Regions from separate parts of the Homo sapiens genome. Here region 1 is linked to region 2. Evidence: chromatin loops called from intact Hi-C (ENCODE). Cell type or tissue: heart right ventricle. All regions are shown on one strand. Each heading gives the region's core, and the rest is flanking DNA. Links, peaks and the distances in the headings are about the cores only. Region 1 has its middle 29 kb from the start of MIR577. Region 2 overlaps LOC105377374 (a long non-coding RNA gene).

Region 1 (12,233 bases), core at 3,021-8,020, 1.3 Mb after region 2:
TCATTTATTAACCAATAAAATCTGAAGTTCTTGCTGAATTTTATAGAATTGAAAGCATTTTATTTCTGTGTTAGTTTCTATCTATAATTAGTTTTACTTTTCAGTAACCCTATTTTGTGCAGTGATTATTCCATATTCCTGAGAGCAGAGGTGACCAGTTCCACTGTGTCAATTTAATATTTACTTACTTAATTAATTTATTTGGAGACAGAGGCTCGCTCAGTAGCCCAGGCTGGAGCGCAGTGGCACAATCCCAGCTCACTGCAACCTCCGCCTCCCGGGTTCAAGCAATTCTCCTGCCTCGGTCTCCCGAGTAGCTGGGATTACAGGCATGTGCTACCACGCCCAGCTAATTTTTGTATTTTTAGTAGAAAAAACAAATGCTAAAGACATATATTAAGTTGAACAAAAATATGTATTATTAATAGCATTTATATATATTTATATGTGTAGTTAGCATTTAAATTATCCTCGTAATTCTTTCGAAATTTGATTTTTAAAAAATTTAAAATGGTCTCTCAATTTTTTTAAAAGAATGACAGTATTATGAACTTTTTGAAGTCTTTTAAGAAACAAAAACTATCTTTTTTAAACTAAATAAAATTCAAAAGGACTAGTAAGTTTAGAAACTTGGTCAGATGTACCCTCTGTAACACTTCTTACTAAAATATTAGGAATAAATAGGATGAAATTGTTACAAAATAAAATCAAGTCACTGCTTTGAATGTATTCTTTCTTGTACTTCCATCTTCTTACTCTAAAATGGAAAACATTTTGAGATTTAGCAATTTAAACTACACTTATAGTATAAATAACATTTTTCTTACAACTGACAAATGACTTCTCATTTGCAATCTCAAAGATGAAGGCAAGAAAGAAATTTACTTTGGGTACCTCTGAATAAATTTTATGAATCCAAGAGAATGGATACACCAGTTGCACCATTTGAGAAAGTGCAATTAATTTCGAGTTTGAATATGCCATACTCCAGGTCCAGATTTCATACTACTGACATGACACAACCTTCCTTACCTGTTCTCTCCCATCTTCTTGCTTCCAAGCTTTCAGTTTCCTCTCTTGGGTTTTCTATTACCCTTAGGTATTTTCCAAGCTGCCCTATCCTTTTCAAGTTTATGGTGCATAGATTGTGCCTGTCTATCTAATGTGTATCTAATGATTTTTTTTTTTTTTTTTTTTTTTTTTTGAGACAGAGTCTCACTCTGTTACCCGGGCTGGAGGGCACAATCTCAGCTCACTGCAACCTCCTCCCTCCCAGGTTCAAGTGATTTTCCTGCCTCAGCCTCCTGAGTAGCTGGGACTACAGACATGCACCACCACGCCCAGCTAATTTTTGTATTTTTAGTAGAGATGGGGTTTCACCATGTTGGCCAGGCCCAGGCTCTTCTCAAATTCCTCACCTCCAGTGATCTACCTGCCTCAGCCTCCCAAAGTGCTGGGATTACCGCTGTGAACCACCATGCCCAGCCAGATGCCTTTGTTTTTTAACAACGTGGAAATAAAATAAATTCCAACACTGTAATTTACAAAGGCGAACTAAGAAAATATCTAGCTGTTTTTTTAAAAAAATGTTTGATCTGTACTAGATGAATGCCATTTAGGATGTAAGATCAAAAACAGTGGATGTGCATATGGTGCTTCTTATGGGTATTGGGAGGAGGGCTACCACTGAATGAGTTTGCACTCCCTCAGGGCACTGTGTGACGCTCTGGATATGGCACTGAATGAACTGTTTGGGGCATAGCTCAATGATCACTAAACTATCAAGCCACATACAATCTTCTTATCCCCAACTTGGTCAGCTAAAATTTTTAGACAACTACCTTGTACAGATAGAGACGTTGGTTTTCCCCTGTGGAAGCCTGTCTCAAACATTCATTCTTGGTGCTCCTAACAGGATCCTTTTGTACCAGAAAATGAGTACTGTCTCTGGTTCTGTAACATCACTCATATCTCTAATGTTAAAATGTGCTAGAACTGCAGCCACCTGTCTGCTAGAGCACGAGAAAAGCCCAAGACAGAGAGGTGGCAGGTACTCAAAAATGTATCTGAAGCTAGGATTGCAGCAGTAATTGTCTTTCCTGTAACAATGAACAGAAAGGTGTGGATAGCAAAGGCAAGGACGACCTGGGAAGGAAGCAGCAGTGAGTGGTTACAGATCAAACACTACCCAGAATTCCTCTCATACTTTTCAAAATGTATTTTTATTCCACCTGGTATATTTCAGTGATGTTCTGGGGAAGCTTATCTGAATTGGATAGGTGGGTCCCTCAACTATGCAATCTATGTTTTGGAATGGTCATCCATCTTTTTTAAAATTATTATTTCATCAGAGATAAGGTGGGAAGGAGCAAAAATCAAGCAAAGACCTTTAAAGGTCTTGAATGTAAGACATAAAGATGTCAGTGGAATTTGGCAAGTGCAAGACTTTGGCAATATCTAGGCATCTATAGGCATATGGGCCACATTATGTCATACATGTTCTATTGATGCAGATTTCAAGATAAATGGGTGTCCTACCTGAGAATGTGGCTATACCACTGGAAGTGTAGGTGGCATCAACTCACATGTTTGTGCATATCAAGACAGAAGGTGCAGAACATCTCTCTGCTGGCTATCATTTCTTATATCAGAGGTAAATGACAGAAATTTAAATATTTTTTTGTTCTCCAATCATAAATAAATTTAGCATTAGGTGACATGGAATTTTATTTTATAGTTGTGTGTTCTATTTATCTACCAGCTTTCAGATGCCAGGTCTAGTATGTTTGCTGTTCCTCACTGGTTAAGAAACTGCCCCTAGATATGTACAGTAAATCTGTTCAAATTACAACATATTCTGTGAAAACTAAATAGAAAAAAAGCAGATGGGGGAAATAGTACAATTTTAAAAGGTATTTTAGATTCCTTAAAATTTCATCCAATTTATGTTGCTTTAATTTCTTATTTCTGTTAAATGAGTAGTAGCCTTACATCACCACTTTATAATACTCAGGCTTTAAAGTTTAACAGTATTGGCTGGGCGTGGTGGCTCACGCCTGTAATCCCAGCACTTTGGGAGGCCGAGGCAGGCAGATCACAAGGTCAGGAGATCGAGACCATCCTGGCTAACATGGTGAAACCCCGTCTCTACTAAAAAAATACAAAAAGAAATTAGCTGGGCGTGGTCGCGGACACCTGTAGTCCCAGCTACTCGGGAGGCTGAGACAGGAGAATGGCGTGAACCCAGGAGGCAGAGTTTGCAGTGAGCCAAGATCGCACCACTGCACTCCAGCCTGGGCAACAGAGTAAGACTCCGTCTCAAAAAAAAAAAAAAGTTTAACAGTATTAAGAGTGTCATCCTAAAATCCTATTATCAAGTACAAAAGGAGACTAAATAATGTGCCTTTCCATAGCCTGCAAATAAATAACCCATTTATTCGTGCAATTAAGCAATGATTGTCAGTTTTTAAAACTCTAATTATCCTTGTGTATGGCTTGAGATGCCATGTTTATTGCTACTTTTCAGGTTTTTCTATAAACTTTTGTTTTGGATTTCAATTATAAACTAACAATTGAAAATGTGGGTTGCCTGTTAATTTTGGGCTGTAATGCAGAACATTGTTCAAGACTATTTGTCACTTGACCATTATTGATATTCCGGCCCTTGAATCCTCTTACCAGTCAGCCCAAATGCTCTTATTAGTTCCAAGTAGGAGTACATCTTGTTATTATCAGCATCAAATAGCTCCAGTTGTTCTTGTTGGGGTGTCTCTGCTCCTAGAGGGCTCTGGATTTCACTGTAAGTTAAATAACCATTTGCTTTGTTGTCAGCCCATAGAAAAAGACTTGAAGGTCTATGAAAATAAAAAAGTTTGGTATATTTCAACTCAAATTTTCAATGTTAACCCAAACATCTACACCTTTCAGAACAGCATTTTGTCCTCCTGGGGCTGGTCTTCTTTCCGGTCCTCAAACATACCTAGATCATTTTTTGCTTCCACCTTGGCTTTCATTGCACATCACTTTACCACTTCAGTTGCTCCTTTCCTTTCTTTCAACATCCAGTTTACCTCTTTTCTTCATTCTACTTGAACTATCTGATCATTTACTTTAATAATTTTTCTTCTGTGATCTGTATCCTCATGATGTTTTATATCTAATCTAGTGTTTTCGTTTTCTGTTTGCCTCATTCCTTAACATAAGCACTGTAATGGAATATTCTTCTTCACTGGTAGTCTAGTTTTTGATATATTCATTGGATCTTCTTTCTCTCCTAAAACTGTTTAAAAACTTCCATCTGGCTACATTTTAATGGCCTTTTTATCACAGTCTTTGCAGTTCCCTTGTTTACATTCATTTGCTACCTTCTGTCTAATATTTCTTAATATTACATCAAAAGATACCTACTTATTTGGCTAACAATTCTGAACATACTGATATCTCTTACACTCCTAAGTTAGTAAAATTTATTAGTTTATACAAAATCATATGTTTCTTCATTTGTAACACCACCAAATAATATTCCTTTGTCAGTATTCTTATTATTCTCTTGATCTCATTGCTTTAAGTACTGCCTTTATTAAAACACAAACAAACATTGTTTTCTGTTTCCGAAGTGCCAGGCTCTGTACGTAATACTGGAAATGCTGGGATGAAGAAGCCATAGTTTCTGACTTCCAGGGGACAAAACCAGCAAGTAAGCAGTTTCAATAAGCGAAGGAATATATATTGTAATATAGGTACAGACAATGTGCCATTGAAACAGAGGAAAGTGAGAGAAGTTTCCACCTGGGGATTGTTTCAGTTGAGTCAAAAAGAAAAAATAGAAGCTCACCAGGTAAAGAAATACATAGAGATAATTTTTGGAAGGCATGACCCTATGGTCAAAGGCATTGAGTTATGGAAGAGTGTGGTACATTGGGGAACTGCAGGTAGTTTGCTCTGATAGGAGTATACATGATGAACAGATGTGACCACTATGCTAAGCAAAAACAAACAAACCAACAAAAAACTTTTCTAACTGACCTCAGTCTTACTTACTTTTGGCTCTTTATTACTGTAACACAATCTGCTTTGCATTAACTATTCAGTAACTTTCCCCAAGATACCTGTTTATGTTCCTGAGTGTTCGATACCTGGCCATATGGCACAACTTTCAAAACAGCTGGTGTTAAGCTTCTTGTGTTACAGATGATTTGATGTAATGTAAAGGCTCTCTATTGAAGCTAAATTGTAGATAGACAAAAGGATAGCACTCAAGTTTACTTATGCTTGGCTTAGGAAATCTGCAAAACAGTTTTAGTGTGTACAGCTTCTTCTTAGCTAGTTTGCAGAAGAGAAATGATAATTTTTTCATCTTAAAATATGAAAAGGAATATGATCTGGTAATAAAAGAATCCAGCAATTGCAACAATTTATAAACCATTTTTTACTTAACATAGTAAATAAATATAAATGCCTAGGAGTACTGACTGACAGCGTGTTCAAGATAACAGTGACAGGCCGGGTGCAGTGGCTCACGCCTGTAATCCCAGCACTTTGGGAGGCCGAAGCGGGCTGATCACCTGAGGTTGGGAGTTTGAGTCCAGGCTGGCCAACATGGTGAAACCTCCGTCTCTACTAAAAATACAAAATTAGCTGGGCATGGTGGTGGATGCCTGTGATCCCAGCTACTTGGGAGGCTGAGACAGGAGAATCTCTTGAACCTGGGAGGCAGAGGTTGTGGTGAGCTGAGATCCCACCACTGCACTCCAGCCTGGGCAACAAAGTCAGACTCTATCTCAAAAAATAAAATAAAATAAAATAAACAGAAAAGAAAAAGAAATAACTGTGACAGAGTAAGTATAATATTATAATTATCTAGGCAGTCATGAATTAAATAGGTGTGCATGGGTTACTATATAATGTTGTCTCTGGTATAGAAAGAGAAATTACTACATTAAGGAGTTACTATACAAGAAATATAATAACCAAATGTCATATATTTTTTAGAGATTTTAACTCTAGCCATACACATTATTCAATTAGCACTTGCTTCTTCCTGCAATTTTTGGTTTTGCTTGAGTAGTTATTACTCTATTTTTATTAATCTCCATTTCACAAAAGTATGCATTCCAAATACCAAACCCACATCCCAGAATTATATCAAATGTGGTTTCTAAAGCTTCCCAAATGTTTGAAAGGAAAGGGATGGGTAAACCAAACTTTTGTATGGCTGAAGGAACTGAGAGCAATAATGAAGTGTGGTAAAATAAGTAATCATGACATTTGACTATTAATTTAATAGCTCTCTTTTCAGATTCATTATCTTTTCTCTACCAACAGGTAAATAACACAGACTGTAAAGTAATAGAATTAGGAAAAGTTTCAGGTTTGTGTGTGGAGCCCCTACAGATACAGTACCTTCTAACCCCTTTTACAAAGATTTGATTAGATTGTTCTAGCTCATTGAGTCTATTATATCCTAGGAGCTGGCAATAATCAATACTCCTCCTCCTTAGGGATGAAAGAAAATGATTTTTCTTCCTTGATCCTGATTCATTTTGGAGAGAAAGTGAGAAAAGGAGGCCAGGAAAGCAAACAACCTTGAATTTTCTTCCACTAGAGGCAGATGATGGTATAATCAAATAAATTAAAAACTGCAAACATAGATTTTTTTTTAATCCATATTCAAAAAATGTTTCCATATTAAGCCCAGAGCTACATTTATATGAGGATTAAAAAAATAGGATTTAACTGATAGGTAACACAAGATGAAGTGGGAGAATTTAGATTGGTTCCATGCCTCTACAATGAGAAGTCATTTAGATGTCAACTCTAAGAGAACATTTGTTACATCCCCTATTGCTTCTCCCTCTAGGATTTTTGCTGAAGTTCTTTTGTCCAAGAGGGAATCAAAAGCTCCTTCCCTTCAAATCATGTCAACCATTTTCTTCTAAAAACAAAAGTAAGAAATACAAACTACTGCACACAAATAATATTTAAATAAAAAATCAGAAAGTTATCACTGACTTATTTTATACTTGCTTTAGAGAACTTAAGCTAAATCATTTGCATAGGATGTTCTATGATGGGTGACTATTTCATGCTCAGGATGCCTGCTCTGTGGCCAACATTTATTGAAGGTCACACCTTAATATACTTTTCTGTTTAAGGAGGTTGGACTAGTGGCCTTGAAAGTCCTTCCAATACTGGGTGGGCCATCTGACAAATTAATATCAAGTTCCCACGGTTTTGTCCAAGCCCTTGACTTTTCCTTCCTTCCTCTTCAGTCAGCAACTCCATTCCAAACCTAGGTCTTTGCATCACCCAGGGTCTCCCCACTTCTGAAATACTCTGCTCTAAGATTTCCTCTCTGTTCTTAGCCTCTTAACATTCCAGTTCCCATTCCCACTACACTCTATTAATGTTCAGCTCATAACTGCTCCTTTTTTTTTCCCTGTCAATCTAAAAGATTCCTCCTGGTTACATTTTATTTGATAATCTCTCTGGGCCTTTGATCTCTAACTTAAGCAGTTCTATTGTCTACACCCACAAAACTTGACTCTACTTTCCTGCTACACTCAATGAAGCAAAAGTCCAATCCTGGATAACCACCTGTGTTCTCCACTCCTGTACCTGGACTCATCAGAAATTTTACCGAAATCAAATAGCCACGTGGATTGGTGCTACTAAAATTGAAATCCCACAGGTCAAGGTCCTCATCTTAGTTGAACTGTCAATGATACCTGCACACCATTTTATATGTTCCATTTTGGCTCCCTCTCTTATTGTCCGTAGCTATTTCAAACCTTCACCATTTTCCCCTCAGTTTTTTTGTTTTTTTTAGTTTGCCAATTTACCTCCATTGGTTTCAGCAGATTATCTTTTTTTACTTACTGAAAGAAATAATTCCCAAAGATGTTTCTTCATCTTGCTGCCACTTCTCCTAACTTATTTGTATCCATACCTCTATTTTTCTTATTTTCTATAGTTTCAGTGAAAAATAATAATATAGCAAAAAATTAACAACACACATTCTCTTCTAGTGCCTAAATCTAATCTCATTTTTCAGATTCTACTCTGTAGTTCTTTATCAAGCTATCCAAGTGAAAATATCTAGGAGGCATTTTGATATACAAATCTGGAACTCAAGAAAGAAAGCCTGGTTGGAGATTCATGTTTGAAATTCAGCAGCAAATAAAGATGAATTAAAACTGTGGCAGAAGAACAGTGGCTGGCACATATACTCAATAATATCAGTCTATTCTTGTCCCTGTTTCCCTAATCTCATCCTCTTCCTCATTTCCTTTCTTAAATAGTGACACCAGAATTAATACCACCACTCAAGCCAGTAAATCCTTGTGTCACCTTAGATGCCTTCCACACCCACCATCTTCGACTAGTAGCGAAGTCTTGTTAGTTTACCTCCCTGATATCTTTTGAGTATCTTCTCTGTTGCTGTTGCCTTCACGCAGCTGGTTAGCATGTTTTCCTGGCTTATTGCCACTGTTCCCTAATGGTTTGCTCTGCTTCCAGGCTGTCTTTCTTGCAACCTATTTTCCTTCCACTTACTGAATTATCTGTGTACACATGCAAATGTGGTCATTCTATTTATAATTACTCAAGGTCTTCAAGTAGTTCCCTAGTCACAGTAAGATAAAACCTAGGCTGACACATAACACCCTTCATTATTTGGTGCTTAATTGCATCTCCAAACTCATTTCTTTTTACTTTCTACACTTCCTACCTGCTCGATATAGTCATTTGCAATTTCTCATATGTATTATGCTATTTTTAATAAACATAAGCTTTAGTATCTCTGTTTCCTTCTTGAGTTCCCACTACCTGCCATCTTTTTCCTCACCTCTTCCCACTTCTGTCGTCACCCTTTCCTTGACCAAATGTTTCCTCTTCAAATCATAACCCTAATATTATCTTTTAGAGAAAGACTTCTCAGTCTGAGTTATGCTCCCTGCTCCCAAGTTTTCTTCTGGTTTTCTATGCTCATGGCTCGTTGTTATAATTGCTCACACGTTAGTTTCTCCACTAACCATGAAGAAACCATGTCAGTGACTTTTTAATTTTAATTCCCAGCACCTAGTAGAGACCTCAGATATGGGAAGCCCACATAAAATGTTTGCTGAATGAACAAAAGAAGCATTTTGATTCATTATTTATCCTACTGCTTCTATATCTGTGTATGTTAGGATTTAGGATGAGAATTTATGGTAGAAATAAAGCTAAATTTATGTAAGATGAGACAAAATATATTTAACTGTTAACTCTTGGCCACTCTGACCCAAATAAGAGCCCCTTGCTAGCTTTCTCTGAGTACTAAGCATATGCATGTATTTCCCCCCTCCCCTTCTGGGCTTTAAATTCTTCCACATCAGGAACCACATCTGTCAGGCTCAGTGACCTATCCTTAGTGTCTGGCACAGGATATTTTCAATAGAGGCTGTGAGATTTACTAAATAATTGATTCTCCTCTGGAGAATGTCTAGTGGAATAGTTGTTCTCGATCCTTCGTAGATAAACTTATTTCTGAATCTTTGTCAAGTAGTTGCCTTTCTTGTTGCCCTTATAAATTAAAGCATAAATTCACTGATTTTATATGATATATATAACCTATGTGCTAAAATATATGGGATATGAATTAGAGTTCAACAAGGATGTTATTTTTAAAAACCAAACCAGAAACACATACAAACATGTTATTTTAACGCAGTGGAGAAAGCTCAAAATAATAACCTGTATCCCTGTCAAAAGCAGGCAACATACAGTCATTATATAATAATAGTATTTGATAATATTTAAAGGATAAATATTATTTAGAATAAGGCAAGTCATGTGGAAACACTACTTCATACTTATTAAATCATTTTCAGATGATATGCTTGGACATTCCGCTTTGTTACTAAATCGTGAAATTTACCTGTAAGATTCTTTATGAATGAAACAATTATCTTGGATTTCTCTTTCAATATTGCAGAATCTATGTCTTTAGTATCTTATGATGCTGGTTCTGGAAGAGCTTTTATAAAGAAAACAACACGATCAGTAACCCTGGTCCAAGAGATGTGAGAAAATGAATAGTCACATTTTTGGTATAGTATATCCATGCAAACAATTGTAGGTCTACATTATCACTTTATAATCATCTCACCAAGTAATCTGGAACAGAATGTTTAATTCCATGCTCTTTTTGTCGTAAACACAATTAAAAACCTACCTATTTTCACATGTTAATGTTTCATTTTCTTCTCTCTTCTTGCTTAGTGCTTGTCTGTGTATGTTATTTAGACTTCTCAGCAGGATAATACACTTATTTGTTCATTCAGAGAAACATGTACTGAGCACCCACTCTGTGCTAGGCACAGGACTATGTGTTGTGGGAGACCAAGCTGAAAAAGACATGGTCTTTGGCACAAAGACCCTACTGTCTAATGGTAAGTTTGAAAACAAGAGGTTTTTGAAGGTGTGATGTGTGGGAAATGCCCAGGCTGAGATTTCTAGTACAATTAATATTCTCAAAGGTAGTTTCATCCAATTCTCTGATAAAAGAGCCATGGTAACAATGAAAAACATAAAAATAATTACCTTAAGTACTCAAGAAATCAAGCAACAGGTAATCATTTGAGAAGCCTAAGATAAATTTTGACTAAATATAAAATACCGTGTGGCATGAACGAAAGAGTCCTATTAGGCCAGAAGAAAGGAAGACCCCTGGAGTTTAAGAGTGGTAGAGAATAAGAACAATTTGCTGTGGTTCATTTCATGTAATATGAGTTAAAATTGAAATCCCAAACTTTGTTAAATACAACACTGCTCTAATGCCAGACTTTGGGAAAGTCATGGCTCTATAAGCATCATGCATACAAAATGTAATTTTTCCTGCTCAGAATCAGGTAGTGAAGACAAGAAAATCTCACTTTAGTTCAGCAGAGGCACACTTCTAGATGTTATACATTGGGCTAATCACTGCACCAACTCCCAGGTGTGGCTCTTCATCAAAATTCCCTGGGAAAACCCAACTATCTGCCTACTGTACATCTGCACCAGAACAGCTGAATACTGCTGGAGAACACTACAGTGCTGACTGGTTTGCTCATTATACCTATGACTGCAATCTTAAATGGCCTCTCAACACTGCTATCCATCTGTTTACCTTTTCTTAATAGATTTGCTATTTTTAAATTCTCTTTCATTAATTCATTAATCTTTTTTTAAATTGTTGTTGTTGAGACAGAGTCTTCCAGGCTGGAATAAAGTGGTGCAATCAGTGCACTGCAGCTTTAACCTCCTGGTCTCAAGTGATCCTCCTGCTTCAGCCTCCTGAATAGCTGGTACTACCAGCATGTGCTACCATGGCCAACTTTTTTTTTTTTAACCATTTTTAGAGATGAGGGTCTCATTATGTTGCTTAGGCTAATCTCGAACTGCTGTCCTCAAGCAATTCTCCACCTCAGCCTCACAAAGTGCTGAGATAACAGGTGTGAGCCACTGCACCCAACATTTTCCATTAATCTTTCTACACTCTTCCCTCTCATATTCAAATGATGACCATCATATTTCTTTCAGACAATAGAAATAGTCATGAACATCCTCTTACACTCACCATCAAACCTACCCACCTTCCCTGCTTCAGTATTTATATTCTTTTTGCCCGGATTCCTGTTAAAATACACAATGTCTCAGCACCCACAAAAAGTTAGTTCCTCTCCATTTATAGTTTGGATCACATTCTGATTTTTCAAGGTTTTGCTACAGTAATTAATCACTATCTTTCCTATGTAATTTATCTCCATATATAGGATAATAGAAGAATAAAAATATTTCTTGGTATCTCTCATATCTTAAATTCTTAATATAGTGTCTCCTTCCAACAAATTTATGTTTTCTCTTTCTCTTTTATAGCAAAACTTCTCAATAAGGTACTACTACTTTTTATAAAGCACATTTTTGTGGAACTCACACATTCATCCTATTGAGCCTGTTTTTTCTGAAATCACCAATGACCTCTCTTGCTAAATAAAAGGTTCATTTTTATGTCTTTGTCTTAGTCAAGCTCAAGCTTGCAGCATATTTGACATAGTTTCCTTTCTTAAAATGCTTTTAATTTTTCTCTTTCTTGGTCTCCTCTTCTATAAAAGGAGTTAAGTACTTATGTTTACCTATATCATGTGGCTGTTGTGAGGATGGAGGAGTTAATACTAACACATAAACAGTATTAAATGTGCCTAGCACATGAT
Region 2 (12,233 bases), core at 3,487-8,486:
AGGAGAAATTCACAGGACATCAGCAATCTCTGCAAAGTACTCCACACCACCAGGCCCAGCTCTACCCTTACCTTCCCCTTTTTACTAGATTCTTCCAATGTGACTGATGAGTTAGGGTTGTCAAACTGGTTTCACAGACTCTTAGCCTGTCCTGCAAGGGGAAATGGTTAAGCACCTAGAATTCTTAACCTTCAGGGCTCCACAAAAACTTCAGGCTCTCAGTCAACAGGAAAAGTATCATTTAGCATCTGATACACACCTCCACCACCACATACACATAACGCACATACACACACACACACCTACACATATATACACATACACACATCCTACACATACATACACACACCTACACATATATACACATACACCTACACATATGTACACATATACACACACCTACACATATATACACATACACCTACACATATGTACACGTATACACACACCGACACATATATACACATACACACACATTTACATATATATATACACACACACATCTACACATACACATATACACACATACATGCACACATCTACACCTATACATACACACACACCTACACATACACACACCCCCATGCATACACACACACATACACATACGCACAAACACATACACATATACATGTACATATACACGCACACCTATGCATACACACACCTACACATTATACACACATATGTCCCTACCTATACACATGTATACACACACATATCCCACACATACACGTACACATACACACAAATACACATATACATATACATGCCTGCATATACACACAAACACACACATATACATACACACACTGATGTATACACCTACAATGTACATATAAACACACGCATACACCTACACACACACACACACAAACACGAAAGAAAGGCTAGATGAACAGTAGTCATCTTTGAGCACAACAATTAGTTCTTAGACTTTATCTTTGTGTATTTCTGTATTTTCCAAGTTTTCTCCCTTGAAATTATATTACTTGTACAAGTAACAAAATAGTAAATATTTCAAAATATAAGAAAATATAAGCAAAATAAATTTATATAATACATCTGATATGGTTTGGCTGTGTCCCCACCCAAATCTCATCTTGGATTGTACTCCCATAATTCCCATGTGTCGTGGGAGAGACCCAGTGGGAGATAATTTGAATCATGGGGGCAGTTTCCCCCATACTGTTATCATGGTAGTGAATAAGTCTCACGAGATCTGATGGTTTTATCAGGGGTTTCTGCGTTTACATCTCTCTCATTTTCTCTTGCTGCCACCATGTAAGAAGTGCCTTTCACCTCCTGCCATGATTCTGAGGCCTCCCCAGCCATGTGGAACTGTAAGTCCAGTTAAACCTCTTTTTCTTCCCAGTCTCGCGTATGTCTTTATCAGCAGCGTGAAAACAGACTAATACAGTAAATTGGTACCAGTAGAGCGGGACATTGCTGAAAAGATACCCAAAAATGTGGAAGTGACTTTGGAACTGGGTATCAGGCAGAGGTTGGAACATTTGGAGGCTGGAGGGCTAAGAAGAAGATAGGAAAATGTGGGAAAATTTGGGACCTCCTAGAGACTTCTTGAACGGCTTTGACAAAAATGCTGATAGTGGTATCAACAATAAGGTCCAGGCTGAGGTGGTCTCAGATGGACATGAGGAACTTGATGGGAACTGGAGCAAAGGTGACTCTTGTTATGTTTTAGCAAAGATATTGGTGGCATTTTGCCCCTGCCCTAGAGATTTGTGGAACTTTGAACTTGAGAGAGATGATTTAGGGTATGTGGCAGAAGCAATTTCTAAGCAGCAAAGCATTCAAGAGGTGACTTGGGTGCTGCTAAAAGCATTCTGTTTTAAAGGAGAAACAGAGCATGAAAGTTCAGAAAATTTGCAGCCTGATGATGCCTTAGAAAAGAAAAACCAATTTTTTTGAGGAGAAATTGAAGCTGGCTGCAGAAATTTGCATAAGTAACAAGGAGCCAATTGTTAATCCCCAAGATGATGGAGAAAATGTCTCCAGGGCATGTCATAGATCTTCAGAGCAGCCTCTCCCATCACAGACCATGAAGCCTAGGAGGAAAAAATGCCTTTGTGGACCAGGTCCAGGGTCGTCATGCTGTATGCAGCCTAGGGACTTGGTGCTTTGCGTCCCAGCTGCTCTAGGCATTGCTAAAAGGGGCCAAGGTACAGCTCGGCCAATGGTTTCAGAGGGTGCAAGCCCCAAACCTTGGCAGTTTCCATGTGGTGTTGAGCCTGCGGGTGCACAGAAGTCAAGAATTGAGGTTTGGGAACCTACACCTAGATTTCAGAAGATGTATGGAAACGCCTGGATATCCAGGCAAAAGTTCACTGCAGGGGAGGCGCCCTCATGGAGAACCTCTGCTAGGGCAGTGTGGAAGGGAAATGTGGGGTCAGAGTCCCCACACGGGCTCCCTACTGGTGCACTGCCTAGTGAGCTGTGAGAAGAGGGCCACCATCTTCCAGACCCCAGAATGGTAGATCTACTGACAGCTTGCACCGTGCACCTGGAAAAGCCACAGATACTCAAGGCCAGCCTGTGAAAGCAGCCAGGAGTGGGGCTATACCCTGCAAAGCCACAGGGGCAGAACTGCCCAAGACTATGAAAACCTACCTCTTGCATCAGTGTGACCTGGATGTGAGACATGGAGTCAAAGGAGATCATTTTGGAGCTTTAGAACTTGACTGCCCCGCTGGATTTTGAATTTGCGTGGGTCCTGGAACCCGTTTGTTTTGGCCATTTTCTCCCATTTGGGATGGCTGTATTTACCCAATACCTGTACCCCCATTGTATCTAGGAAGTAACTAGATTGCTTTTGATTTTACAGATTCATAGGTAGAAGGGACTTGCCTTGTCTAAGATGAGACTTTGGACTGTGAACTTTTGGGTTAATGCTGAAATGAGTTAAGACCTTGGGGAACTTTGGGGGATTGGTTTTGAAATGTGAGGATATGAGATTTGGAGGGGCCAGGGGCAGAATGATATGGTTTGGCTCTGTGTCCCCACCCAAATCTCATCTTGAATTGTACTCCCATAATTCCCATGTGTTATGGGAAGGACCCAGTGGGAGATAATTTGAATCAAGGGGGCAGTTTATCTACCACTGTTCTCATGGTAGTGACTAAGTCGCACGAGATCTGATGGGTTTATCACGGGTTTCTACATTTGCATCTCTCTCATTTTCTCTTGGCACTGCTATGTTAGAAGTGCCTTTCACCTCCTGCCATGATTCCTAGGCCTCCTCAGCCATGTAGAACTATAAGTCCAATTAAACCTCTTTTTCTTCCCAGTCTCAGATATGGCTTTATCAGCAGCATGAAAACAGACTAATACAATATCTTGTGCTTTAGTCTAGTAAAACTTCTTAGAGAGAGACAACTTTCTCCCTAAATGACCCATTAGATCCATTTCTGTTTGTGAAACTTTATAGTTTTGTTCTTTATCTTGCAAAAATACTTACTAATTTGTACATTAAAATCAGTGAAATATGTATATATTTTAAATTAGCATATATTAAAAGGAGACCTTACAAATGTACTGATTTACATTTGGTTGAAGTTCAATTTGGGGCATTATATTGCATTAGAAATTGTTTTGGTTCTTAAATACTTACTTAGAAAATCTGATTGGCCGGGCATGGTGGCTCACGCCTGTAATCCCCACTCTTTGGGAGGCAGAAGGGGGCTGATCATCTGAGGTCAGGAGTTTGAGACCAGCCTCGCCAACATGGTGAAACCCTGTCTCTACTACAAATACAAAACTTAGCTGGGCGTAGTGGTGGGCGCCTGTAATCCCAGCTACTTGGGAGGCTGAGGCAGGAGATCCCTTGTACCCGAGAGGTGGAGGTTTCAGTGAGCCGAGATCATGCCACTGCACTCCAGCCTGGGCAACAGAGCAAGATTCCATCTGAAAAAAAAAAATCTGATTAATGCATAAATGTTTTTCTTTTCTTCCAGATAACTACAAAATAACCCCTGAATCATAGACATATCAACAAAATATGTGAATCACACATCAACAAAATCTCTTTCCTATTACAAGACTAGGGGTTCTCAATATTATCACAATTTTGATTTGATGTACCACAGTCTTCCACCTTGTCACTGCTTATGAAATTCACCCACTGGTGACCCTGAATTTGATCAACAACAAAAACTGAACAAATATATTAAAATGTATGTTGGAACTTTCACTTTCAAAAAACATTTTGAAAACAATTTTTATAAACCAAATCTGAACCTGAGTATATGTATAAGGATGTTAACATTCTTTCTTTTTTATATTTTTGTCTATTCCTGTGACAGATTACCAATGTGAATAGTCTTTCTTAATTATCTATTCTGGTTACCATGGGGTTTGAGAGTGATAATGGATCACATAACCTGTTCTATGAGTTCTGAACCAAATGGGAAAAAAGATTTAGGAGTAAGTATCAGCTTCATTTTAGTAAATAAAAATTGGATTAGGCATTGATTTGAAACAAAAATTGGGATCCCTACTCCTTCCCCACTTCTTTGTAGTGACTTTCCCACCCATGCCAAGAGCTCCTCTCTTTGGCAGTTTGAGGAATAAAAATATAAATACCATTCTTACTACCAAACACATTTGAAATCTTTCTTCCTGTTGCTAAAAATGAAGGTCTCTAGACAAAATGAGGCATTTGGTGTATCGCCTCTCTCAGTGCCCATGGTGGTTATTTCAATAGTGCTTTACTAAGGATTTATTTCCTTCTTTTAGATTAAATGAGTGGAATTAATGACCATCAAAATGAACAGAGTGCATGGTGAAGATTTTTAAAATAAGAATTCAGTTTCAGGAGGACAGCACAACAATGTTTGTTAGTCTTCCTGTTTGGCTTAGGAATGAATAAACAGATCATATGCCATCATCCCCTTCCCTATCGAAGGAAGATCTTGTAACTGAGCTATCCCAGAAACAACCTGAGTCCTGCAACAAATGGAAACTGATGAATAGAGGTCTTATTTGTTTCTGGCCCAGATTCCTCAATAATGGTCCAAGATTTTATGCAGAGAACAAAGATTTGTTGTTGATCCAGGGTTTTGTATTAGGAGCCAATGCGAATGAAAATCTAAGAGCTGAGTAGAGTTCAGTGGTCTCTCGTTGTTGGGGAAGAAGGATAGGAGAGAAGATGAGGAAGAAGGCATCTCTATTCTACCTCTCTGACATAGCTCATGTTCTCCTCCAGCCCCAGCTCCTGCAGTAAAGGAGGTCAGCTCAGCTCAGCTCAGATGAGGTCTGCCCATCTCCCAGAATATGGGCAACTCCAGATGTGTATGTGGAGGTAAAGTTCATTTCAAAGGAAAAATAATTCTATCTATGCCTCAGAAAATTCCTAATGCCCAGCGCATAGTGAGTGCTCAATAAATGCTGTTCTACTAAACTGAAATAGTTCCACTAACCTAAAATGAAATAGTTTAAATTAGAGTGAGCAGTAAATCCCAAATTAGTCCAAAAGATCAAAACTTATTTGAAAGCAGGTACAAATCTGAAAAGTATCCACCACCATCACTTTGTCCAGTAGGATCCAATGGCCATAGTGACCCAGAGCTTGATTACTAGATGTGAGCTCCACCTCACTCTGTGGGAAGCCCAGCTGTAAGCATCGGAGGTCTGTTAACCCCTGGAGGAGAAAGGACATCATGTACATTCGCCAGCACATGGTGGGTGCCCAGACCATACAGTGGAGTTCCCTGAAACATGCCCCAGAGAACAGCAATCACCCATGGGAGCTGTTTCCTCAGTTAGGAGGAGAGAGAAGCCAACCCATCCATCCAGGTAAACATGAGGAAGATGGAATTTGGCCTTATTAAGTCTGTCAACATTCATGCAAAGTTGTGAAACACACAAAGGTCACTCTCGCCCAGTCTTTCAGGGTCCTGGTCTCTTCTCTGTTTATGTATTCCTCGCTTTTCAAATGTCCTCTCCTTCCTGACTCATGCTGTAATCAGTTCTCAGTAAATCTCTGATTGAAGCATTTAAGAACAAATTACTAAGAAAGCATGATATTTTATATATCCCAGATAGGTATGTCTTTTATTGGGGATGAACAAAGAAAAAAAGCCTTAATTCAAAGGAGTATATTTTCAAAAGTGAAATTTCAGGCAGGGTGTTAGGATAGGCTAAACTGTCATCCAAGATTCAAACACAATGGAATTTTATTTCTCGTGCACCTAACAGTCCAGTGTGGATATTTGGGTTATTGGACGGATTTCCTTTATGTGGTCATTCAGAGCCCCTCTGGTGAGGCCTCTGGTTATATGCAGCCAGAAGTGGAGGGGAAGGAGAGTGTGGAGGCCCAGCTGCTGTCTTGAGAGCTCAGATTCAGGAGAAGCACTCCATCTGGGCTGATCGTTCACCGAGAGAACTTAGTCACATGGTCTCCTCCTTTGCCAGTTGCTGTTGTTTTATTCTGGAAGTAAAGGAATATGGATTTTGGCAGACAACCAACAGTCTCAGCCCAAATCAACAGCCCACAGTGTGGAGATTTGTTGCTTGGGAGGGGTGCAGACAAAGAGGAAGATGATCTTCTTCCTAATGTGCCTTCAACTGTGTCCTGTAGCTCCTCATCACCTCCACCTAAGCTGAAGCCCAGTGCTGCTGATGCAATGAACTCCCAGGAGTTTTCAAATTTACTAACATCATTTTAACTCTCTGTGGCTCAGCCTAGGTTTGTAACAGTAGAAAAGTACAATGTGGACCTGCATATCACTGGCCAGTAGATCTTCAAGAGCCAGCTCCTTCAGGCTCCAAGCAGACCCTGAACTCAAGGGTAAATCACCAACGTCCTGAGATGGGAAGGTGCAGCTTGATCCCACTCACTAACTCGAAGCCTTTGCTTTGCTGGGGATCATCCAGGCTACTGACTTCTCCTTTTCCCTGGTTTCTTCTCTTTTCCCAGACAAGTTGCACTGCTGATCATCAGCAGACAAGTTGCACTGTTGATCAGCACCTGAACCAGGTGGTGCCGAGAAGGAGACAGAGATGATGAAATAAACATCAGCTTGGTAATTACTTCTTAAGCCTGATGAAAATAGAGTTGACCGGTTGCAGCTGAAATGTAGTTAAGACTGTGGATAATCATCCTTTATCTCCTCCTGGTCTCATAAGCACTGATGCTTGAGAGGTGTCTGGAAGATTATGCAGTGCTCTAAATTTATCACATATTCATGTTAAGAAGAGTTTAATGCATTTTTCTGTGTATAATGTGTAACCAGAAATAATTGCAACAGTGAAGATTTATTGAAAGATTATGTGTCAGGTATGATCTTAAATGCTTTATGTACATGGTTTCATTAAATTCTCTCTACAACCCTGGGTGGTAGATACTTTTATTATCCCTGTTTCATAGTCAGGAAAATTGGGACATGAAGGGGCTTCCTGACTCACCAAGTGTGCATACCTACTCGGCAGCGAGGCAGTGCTCAGAGGCAGAGACCAGAAGTTGAACCTTTGCACTCTTCATCCTCCCTACTCCGGTAGCAAACTCTAAATGCTCATTTCTAAAGAAAATAGGGTGCACATGTTTTTCTTTTGAGAAAGTGAATTAATCTGTGAAGTTCTTCTTGCCTCCATAGGATTAGAATAGAATGAAGTATCTAGCCAGGAGTCAAGAATTCCATGCTATGTTGCTGACTCAGCCATTAAAGCAATTTTCCCTGGACGGTCTTCACCAAATGACTGGGAAATAAAATGTCATGGAATTGAGACCACCCATATACCCCCAGCCCACTATAAGGGGAGAAGAAAGCTAGCAGCAAATGAAAATGGAAGCAGAGGGAAGAAGCCATACCATCACCCTTGTTCCTCCATCTGGAGGCAGAATAGATGCTGCTCGTGCCATCGCTGTTGAATTAGTTTATGAAGGACACCTCCTGTGAGGTTAAATAGCAACTGTGGGCTGCCATCACATGTTGTACTAAATCCTCTTCTGCCCTTTCTGTTCTATAACTCAACAAATGGTAAACACTCCTCTAGTGAGTGCCAAAGAAGGGAGCAATAACTACCGAGCAGGCATCTCAGGTCACCTGGGGACACACCAATAGCTGTGCCTAATGATCAGATCAGAAAGCCCAATTAAACTCCAGAGAGTTCCTTTGAGCAATCACTGACAGGGCATTGACTTCTGTATGGCCTCAGCAATGCAGAGCACCTGGAAAAGGGCTCATTAGCTACAGGAAGCCTCTTTCACCGTTCGACTGCAGCTCCAACTCAGAAACATGAAACTCTTGGCAGGTAGCTCTGTCAGCAGCTCAGGGGAATCTTTCCTTTGGTTTCAGTTCATAATATTTGGCAACGTCTGCAGTCACCTGTGAAGAAGCTAAAAATCCACGGTAAGAGGCAGCCAACTCACCCGTTCATAATCGTTACAGGTATGCGTACTATTTATTTATTGTTGTCCTGTTCTAAGCATTGCAAAGCACTTTTGAGAATGTGTCTCTCGCTCAAACAGATTTTTTTTTGTGGTGTTTTTCCTCTTCAGAGATTGCCCTTTTGTATGTTTGGTTTCGTAATGCCCCCAAAATAATGTATCGCACTTATTGTCACTATTTGTTTTGGCACATTTGATGTGCCCTGCAGAGACGTTTTATGATATATTTTCCTAGATATATAAATTAATTCCATTCATAGTGAGTGACTACAGAGATGGCTGCAAAGCAAACTTTCAATCACACAAGTGTCTCTTTCCTTTATTTAGTAAGTCTTTATTTATGACCCACGATGTGCCTGGCACTCTTTTAGGTCCTGAAAATAGAGCAACAAAGAAGAGGCAGAGATGCCTCACCTTACAGGAAGGAGAAATCTTCATAAAAAATGAATAATATATATAACAACGAAGAGGATAAAGGTCCTATTGAGATGAACAAATCAGGGAAGTACAATAGGAACTAGAGCAGATGGGTGGGCTTGTAGTTTTGAACAGAAGTGAGCAGGGAAGGCCTCACCAAAGTGACTCTTAGCAAAGACCTGAAGGGGGCCAGGGAGACAGGCTTGCAGCCACCTGGCCAATGGCGAGGAGAGTGGCTGAGCAAAGAGAGGCCTGAGTGTGGGGATTTGCATCCAGGTGGATTCCTTTTGATCCTGGTGTTGTAAAGGGATACAGCTGTATAGTGACTGGCCATTCTTCTGACTAAAACCTATACAATTAACTAACTGGTTTGGGAGAATAAAATATTGTGAAGAACTCATTTGGCCTTAAATGGCCATGTTTGTACAAACAGATCTGACTGTTTTATTGTAAAAATTTGAATTCTGAGAAGATAGAATATATTTTATCAAAGAGCTGATTTAACTATGTTTCTTTTTGGAGCAATTATTTTTATGATAAGTAAAAGAAAAGTTTACTCATACAGAGAAAAATTCAAGAAGGTATGAGGCACTGATCAAATAAATTCAGGTAAAAGTCTTCCTTCGATGGCAAACAAATCTGACTTGATTTTCTAGCTTTTATCAGTTAAATACATCTAATAATTTTAAAGCATTTCATGTTGTAAGCCTGAAATGATCCACATCTCTGACTCTGCTATTATTAATCGAGAATATACCTCAACACTTTTGTGTGTATGTGAAAGCAAAAATTCTGGTCATCCCTTTCATATCTCAATAACCCCACTGGGAAATCCTTCGGTGCTTATGCAATCATTATACTCCTCTCAAATATGAGAAGCTGTAGGTGAGGGAAAGGGTAAGAAAGCAAGGATGCTGTAACCCTTTAGCAGGTTTTGCTCAATGATGACACTGCCAAAAGCCCAGAGAGAGTAGCTGAGCATCCCCCAAGCCTATCCTATGCATTCAGAGAGGGGACCCCACTCTGCTCTGGGCCCATAGTGGGCACATCACACTCTCAGATTCTCTGAATATCAGTACAGTTTCTGCATCAGCAAGCGTTTAGAAAACTTTTCAAAGTGGACATAATGATTAATTTAGTCTTCAGAGGTCAAAGTCTGGTTCTATTATTTTGAGTAAGTGACAGCACAAGGAAAGCCAAAGGAATGAGCCCCAGGAGTTCTGGCAATGCCTGGAAGGTTCCAGATTGGGCTCTGCACTCGGATCAGGACTGACCATGGAGGTGCTGCCTCTGCAGAAGCATCTGGTTGTTTAAAGCCACAGAGGCGAGGACCCTTCAAGCATTTTAAACCTCTCATTTTAACATTGCCGGGTTCCACCTCAGAATTTGTCTTCTTTTCATTTTCCTAGCTTTTAAAAGCACATTTGGCATTTTTTCTTGGTTTAGGACAATAATACTGAAATCTTTTTCTTTTTTCTTTTCTTTTTTTTTTTTTTTTTTTGAGATGGAGTCTCACTCTGCTGCCCAGGCTGGAGTGCAGTTGTGCAATCTCAGCTCACTGCAACCTCCGCCTCCCGGGTTCAAGCAATTCTCCTGCCTCAGCCTCCTGAGTAGCTGGGATTACAGGTGCCCACCACCATGCCCAGCTAATTTTTGTATTTTTAGAAGAGACAGGGTTTCACCATGTTGGTCAGGCTGGTCTTGAACCCCTGACCTCATGATCCACCCACCTCAGCCTCCCAAAGTGCTGGGATTACAGGCGTGAGCCACTGCGCCCGGCCAACACTGAAATCTTTGTTTGTGGAGACTTTAGGAATCTGTCAGGATTTTCAGAGTCTTCATGCTCTCCACTGGTTTTACATTTTTTCTTTGTTTTCATGTGTTTGTTTGCTTTTAATTCGAACTGCATTGTGTGGCTTGTCAGCTAAATGGGTTATCTCTATCTAGTGTGTTGTTCTTAATGATTCTCTGTGGCATACTTTCCATTTCTCACTCCCTGATCACCAGAAGCTAATAGCAGTAGAACTCTAAACAAATGAGCCACGATTTCCAAGGGACCATTTCTGCCAGCATTTGATTATTTTTGTATTGTGTGAGGTTGTTGCCTAGGAAGTTTTTATTTTCTGTATCCACACTTTCTATGGTTTCTTGATTTCATAGATGGTAAAAAAGAAAGCAGTTTTGGGTTATATTTATAAAAATTATCTTTAAAATCTTCAGTTACATAGCACATAATTTCTTGTAAAATTCTTGTTGTGAATCACAGAAGAATCTTTTAATTCAACTAATCACAGGTGCTTTAATGTAAAGCTTATAGTAAAGAGATTTTTTATGAGCTAAGTACTGTGTCCTAGGGTCCATTTAAGTTCAGTGGGTGAACTAATTATAATGATATGATTTGAGCCTGCTGAAAATAATTATCCCAACCTGTTTATTCATTTAGAAAAGCTTCTAACAATGGCTAATGGCTTTTAACCTGTGGAAAGATATTTGGTTGGATCCTATGAAACAGCCATTTTTGCAGGTCTGAAATGATGAAATATCAGCAACTTCACAGGGTTAAAATAGTGTACTAAAAATGACAGGAGAACTTAAGAAGAAAAAATACAGTAACCTAGACTCATGCAAAAACCTGGAGAAGGGGAAGAGAAGGGATGTGTAAGAATAAAATAAGACAGTTCAGCAACCAGGAGCCAATCTCCATTCCGAGTGCTCTTTTGCCTTTGTTCAAAATTTAATAATGTCTTGCTTTTGTGGAACATTTTTATTTTATTTTATTTTATTTTATTTATTTGAGACAGGGTCTGACTCTGTTGTCAAGGCTGGAATGCAGTGGTGCAATTTTGGCTCACTGCAACCTCAATTTTCTAGGCTCAAGTGATCCTCCCACCTCAGCCTCCTGAGTAGCTGGGACTACAGATGTGCCACCACGCCCAGCTAATTTTTTATTTTTAGCAGAGACAGACTAAGGTTATATTGCCCATGCTGGTCTCAAACTCCTGGACTCAAGCAATCTGCCAGCCTCAGCCTCCCAAAGTGCTAAGATTACAGGCGTGAGCCACCACTCTGGATGAGCATTTGTAATGAGCTAGGCACTATGCTAACTGCTCCCTCTATATAGCCTATATATGCTGTCTAAAGAGACATTATTCATACATTCCATGAGGTATTTTAATCATTTTCCTGGATAAGTGAATTGAGGTTTCCAGAGTTGAAATAACTTTCCCAAGTCCAGGCAACATTCAAATCTAGTTTTGTCTGATTCTAAAATTTCTGCCCTGAATCATGATGCCACTTCATCTTGTAAACAGGAAGCAGGAGAAAGCCTTGGTGCTCCACTCTTAGTATTAATATCAAGAGAGAATCTGTACCAAAGAGCAAATTCAACACTGTTTCTCTTTTTTTGGCT

What was found. A loop is a pair of places that touch in the nucleus more often than their neighbours do. Peaks named below come from ENCODE experiments on the same cell type or tissue, not always from the same donor. Only the 100,000 strongest peaks of a DNase experiment are listed, where the experiment ranks them.
Region 1: it touches region 2 in a loop (5-fold over the local background); 22 of 110 quality-filtered maps call a loop at or near these places.

The regions. Positions count from the first base shown.
Region 1 is chr4:114,679,736-114,691,968 of GRCh38, forward strand. No RefSeq gene overlaps it. Among named protein-coding and RNA genes, the nearest start is that of MIR577, 29 kb to the left of the region's middle. In heart right ventricle, for the core only: no CTCF peak of the experiment used is centred there; no DNase peak of the experiment used is centred there.
Region 2 is chr4:113,398,591-113,410,823 of GRCh38, forward strand. It overlaps LOC105377374 (a long non-coding RNA gene), which reads right to left. Exons shown (of 5, transcript NR_199847.1): 3 at 3,632-3,924. Among named protein-coding and RNA genes, the nearest start is that of MIR8082, 250 kb to the left of the region's middle. RefSeq lists an enhancer at 5,703-5,997. In heart right ventricle, for the core only: no CTCF peak of the experiment used is centred there; no DNase peak of the experiment used is centred there; H3K27ac peaks cover 648 bases.